Regions from separate parts of the Homo sapiens genome. Here region 2 is linked to region 1. Evidence: read pairs that join two places in POLR2A ChIA-PET (ENCODE). Cell type or tissue: PC-9. All regions are shown on one strand.

What was found. Peaks named below come from ENCODE experiments on the same cell type or tissue, not always from the same donor. Only the 100,000 strongest peaks of a DNase experiment are listed, where the experiment ranks them.
Region 2: POLR2A ChIA-PET joins it to region 1 with 6 read pairs; 1 of 35 experiments calls an interaction of 5 or more read pairs at or near these places.

The regions. Positions count from the first base shown.
Region 1 is chr3:23,727,664-23,730,163 of GRCh38, reverse strand. No RefSeq gene overlaps it. Among named protein-coding and RNA genes, the nearest start is that of UBE2E1, 77 kb to the left of the region's middle. In PC-9, no CTCF peak of the experiment used is centred here; DNase peaks (open chromatin) are centred at 603 and 1,253; H3K27ac peaks cover 2,163 bases.
Region 2 is chr3:23,036,030-23,038,529 of GRCh38, reverse strand. No RefSeq gene overlaps it. Among named protein-coding and RNA genes, the nearest start is that of UBE2E2-DT, 170 kb to the left of the region's middle. RefSeq lists an enhancer at 2,379-2,500. In PC-9, no CTCF peak of the experiment used is centred here; no DNase peak of the experiment used is centred here; H3K4me3 peaks cover 434 bases.

The sequences.
Region 1 (2,500 bases):
TAAAAAAAAAAAAAGTGGATAATAGTAACTAACCCATATAACTTTGTGTCACTAAAGGCTACACACAGAGATATGCACCAAGTATTGAAAAAAATTCATTGATGTCACACACCGTGAATCAGCATTAAAAAAATCACAATTATCATGTAAAAGTACAGACTATTGCATTGCATGTTTATGTGTTAGGAATGTTATGGAAGCCAATGGAGTTAGCAGACAAGATACTAGTTAGGGACCACCCTTGGATCACCAGCCATGGAGGGGGACAAAAGGAAGCAGGAGTGGGCAGGGTGAGAAGTAGGCTGGGATGTGGCCCAGTGGCAGCCTGCGCTGCGCTCACAGGGAGTTTTAAATGGCCTTTCAGGGTTGTCCTCAGCTGAGCTGATAGGACCAGGCTTTTTTTCTCTTGCTGTCCTTGTCACCTGGTTGAAGTGGCTCTCTGCGGTAGAGGCAATCTCTGAAAAGGCTGTTGGCTGAGGCTGGCCACCACAGGCCTCCTCCCAGCAGCTGGGTGCCAGTTCCTTCGTGGATAGGGATCCAGACAGCATTTCACTTGCCCCCTAGAGTCTGTAATCCTCCTCTAGGGTGTCTTCATGTTTCAATAGCCAGGGGACCTTGAAAAGTGAGAGGTTGGCTGGGTGCGGCGGCTCATGCCTGTAATCCCAGCACTTTGGGAGGCTGAGGCAGGCGAATCATTTGAGGTCAGGAGTTTGAGACTAGCCTGGCCAACATGGTGAAACCCCATCTCTATTACAAATACAAAAAAAAGGCTGGGCGTGGTGGTGCATGCCTGTAATCCCAGCTACTTGGGAGGCTGAGGCAGGCGAATCGCTTGAACCCAGGAGGTGGAGGTTGCAGTGAGCTGAGATTGCACCACTGTACTCCAGCCTGGGCTACAGAGCTGGACTCCATCTCAACAACAACAAAAAAAAGAAAGGTGAGATTCTGTCCCAGGGTGGGCCGACTGTGGCATCACCCTCCCTCTCCCTGGCTGCAGGTGACAAGTCAGTGTTATCTTCTGCCCACTCCTCCCCTCCTGCTGACAGCCTCCCCCCATTACCTCCCTCTCCTGTTTCAGGGTTGCCCTTGGTGCAGACTGGTCTAGGAATGGGGGAAAGCTGGGGGAGGGAGAGGCCAGATAGGAGCTGAGAACTCCCTTCCCCAGGACTGCCTGAGCTTGTCATGCACTTCACGTTCTTCAGGTCTGTGTCCCCACACCGCCCTGGGCCAGCCACACCTCCTCCTGCAAGGAGGAGATCTGTGTGCAAAGGGGCAGCCCCTAGGCTGCCTTTCAAATAACACAAGGAGCTACTCTTTAAAAGCTTAAATTCCAAAGGGATTATTCCTGTCAGGGGAAAGGAATAAAAAGAATCCACTTCTGTAAACATGAAACAAAGATCAGAATAAGGATTTAAGAGTAATGCTCAGCTAAGCCACAGAAAAAGGCACAGAAGCCCACGCGCTGGGCTGGGTTCTTGTTTCTGCTCCCTTAGAAGAGAGAAATGGTTAAGTGAGTGGGTTGCCTGGAGGATTCAGCTGGTTGGAGGGGAGAGATTTTGAGATGGCACAATCTCAAGCTCCCTGGTTGGCCTTGTTGGGAGAAGCGGACAGCTGTGAAAGGGATCTGTGCATTTCTCCTCATGCCAGCATGCCCATGTTGTCCCCTGGGTGCAAAAGGATGGGGACAAAGTCACAGCACTGGAGTGAGGCCAGGGTTATCAGTGTCAGTTGTGATGTTGCCTCTCCCTTTGCATGGAGTAAGACTGACTGCTTCTAATCTGTGTTTTTTTTTTGTTTGTTTGTTTTTTGTTTTGAAACAAGGTCTTACTCTGTCTCCCAGGCTGGAGTGCAGTGGTGCAATCTTGGCTCACTGCAACCTCCGCCTCCCACACTCAGGTGATCCTCTCATCTTAGCCTCCCAAGTAGCTGGAATTACAGGCACGCACCACCATGCCCAGCTAATTTTTGTATTTTTAATAGAAACACGGTTTTTCCATTTTTGCCAGGGTGGTCTCAAACTCCTGTGCTCAAGCTATCCTCCTGCCTCCTCCTCCCAAAGTGCTGGGATTACAGGCATGAGCCACCATGCCCGGCCTGGTTCTAATCCTTATTTATCCTGCTACCTAGTAGCTTGTATGACCCCAGGAGAGTCACTGACCACACTGACCCTGGGCTTTATTTTTTAATCTGTACAATGGGGATAATACCTAGTATATCAGTAATGGCCTAGTATGCAAGTACAGAAACCAAGTCTGCCTACATTAAACAAAAAGGGAGGCTGGGCGCAGTGGCTCACGCCTGTAATTCCAGCACTTTGGGAGGCCGAGGCGGGTGGATCGCAAAGTTAGGAGTTCAAGACCAACCTGGCCAACATGGCGCAACCCTGTCTGTACTAAAAATACAAAAATTAGCCGGGTGTGGTGGTGCATGCCTGTAATCCCAGCTACCCAGGAGGCTAAGGCAGGAGAATTGCTTGAACCTGGGAGACAGAGGTTGCAGT
Region 2 (2,500 bases), 690 kb after region 1:
ATATAGATGAAATTTTTGCCTATTTTTCAATAAAATTTGGCTTGAACTTCTACCTGATCTCCAAATGATTCAGGCAGAAAAATGGCAAAATTTAAAACTCAGATAGCAATGGATCATTATCAATATCATATGCATTCCAAAGGCATAAAGCATTCATTTTATAAATTTATGTTTTCCTTACAAATTTAAATTGTATGTAATTGTTTTGAATTGGTTCAATGACAACAAAATGAATTAAGCCTGCTTTTTCATGTCATTGAATGAAGGAGTACCTAGCTTGTGTGCTGTCAAAATATCTCTTTTCTTTTCTTTTTTTTTCTCTTCTCTTCTCTTCAAGATGGAGTTTCGCTCTTGTTGCCCAAGCTGGAGTGCCGTGGTGCAGTCTTGGCTCACTGCAACCTCTGCTTCCTGGGTTCAAGCAATTCTCCTGCCTCAGCCTCCAGAGTAGCTGGGATTACAGGTGCGTGCCACCATGCCTGGCTAATTTTTTTGTATTTTTAGTAGAAACAGGGTTTCACCATGTTGGCCAGGCTGGCCTCAAACTCCTGACCTCAGGTGATCTGCCCACCTCAGCCTCCCAAAGTGCTGGGATTACAGGCGTGAGCCACTGCGCCCAGCCAAAAATATCACTTTTCTAGACAAGGCAGAATAATGTGGAAAATATATATGTGTTGAAAATCAGACCTGAGTTTCAAGTCTTCCTCTGCCCCTTAATAACTGGGAGACCTTGACAAAGTTCCTTCACCTAAGGCTCAGTTTCTTCTCCTGTAAAAATCAGGATAATTTCTGCTTCATATAGTTGTTCTGTGAATAAAAAAATGCTATTTATAGAAAATGCTTACTATTGCCTGGTACATAGTGGGAGTTCAAAAAATGGTGGCTATTTTAGTAGCTAAAGTACTCATATAATTATTAGAACTTTAAAAATCAATAACATGTTTAGTAGGAAACTTAATGAGCGAGGAATAGCTGAAAAAAGCAAGAAAGTAGATACATTTTATATTTTGGCCTAAATGGAGATATTAAAGAAAAGAGAAAGTTTCCTTTGAGAGAAAAAATGAAAAGCAAGGCATTTCTTAGTGGATGGAGGATTTCTGTGCAAGGAGCAGTCCTTGCATCCACCTTTTGGGTGGTGCTGGATTTACCATCTTCATGGTTCCACAGCAAGTGATTTTACCCATCAACCTTGTGTATGTGATGTCATTTACCACTTCCTAGTTTAAACAAATAGTTTTCCAGCAGGACAATATGCACATTGCTCTATTGTACTAAATTTGTTTCACATTCCAAATTGGCAGGAATTTCTCCATGTGCTTGGGTATAATAGCATTTCTTGATATGATAATTATCATCTAGTTGTCTATATTTATGTATCTACCTAACTACAAGAGAAAATTTGCAGCAGAATATCTGTCTTTTCATTTTTGCTTTTTACTCTTATCATACTATAAAACACTTTCATAATAGTTTAAATAATTTCCTGGGGGAGTTAATTTGGCTAAGTCATCGTTCTTTTTTTGGTGCTTCAGTTTCTCTTTGACTCTCATGGAATGTTTGCTTTTGCCCTTTGGGTGTTTAAAGACCACATTTTGTAGCCCCAGTGTTCTTTCTAATTATAGAAGTGACATAAGAAAAACGGAAAGTAAGTAAGAAGTGGAGAACAGAGTCATTAAGGGAGAGTCTAGATCAGAGAGATGTCAAAGAGTTTCGTTGGGTATTTAAGGAAATTAATGAATAACTCATCTGGGACTTAGAGATAGTGACTTAAGTCGTAATTAATCCATTGATATAGCACAAAATAAAAAAAATACTGTATTTAGAAAAAAATAGTATGGTAGAAATACTGGGCATAATTCTTATAAATATAGACTTCACCTTAGTATTCTTGAGAGAAGTCAGACAAGGGGAAGAGTACTCTATGAAAATTAAAAAAAAATTCCATGGAAGTGTTAAAATGTGAAGAAGAAAATTTAATGATTAATATAGTAGAGGGAAGGGATCCATTCCAAGATGGCCGAATAGGAACAGCTCCAGTCTGCAGCTCCCAGCGTGATTGATGCAGAAGATGGGTCCAACCAGTTTGGACAGTGTGTACAGCCCATGGAGCATGAGCCGAAGCAGGGTGGGGTGTCGTCTCACCCAGGAAGTGCAAGGGGTTGGGGGATTTCCCTTTCCTAGCCAAGGGAAGCCAGGACAGGCTGTACCTGGAAAAACGGGACACTCCTGCCTGAATAATGCACTTTTCCCAAGGTCTTAGCAACTGGCAGACAAGGAGATTCTCCCTTATGCCTGGCTTGGCAGGTCCCACGCCCATGGAGCCTTGCTCACTGCTATTGCAGCAGTCTGAGATCAAACTTCGAGGTGGCAGCCTGGATGGGGGAGGGGCGTCCACCATTGCTGAGGCTTGAATAGGTAAACAAAGAGGCCAGGAAGCTTGAACTGGGTGGAGCCCACCACAGCTCAGCACAGCTTACTGCCTCTATAGACTCCACCTCTGTGG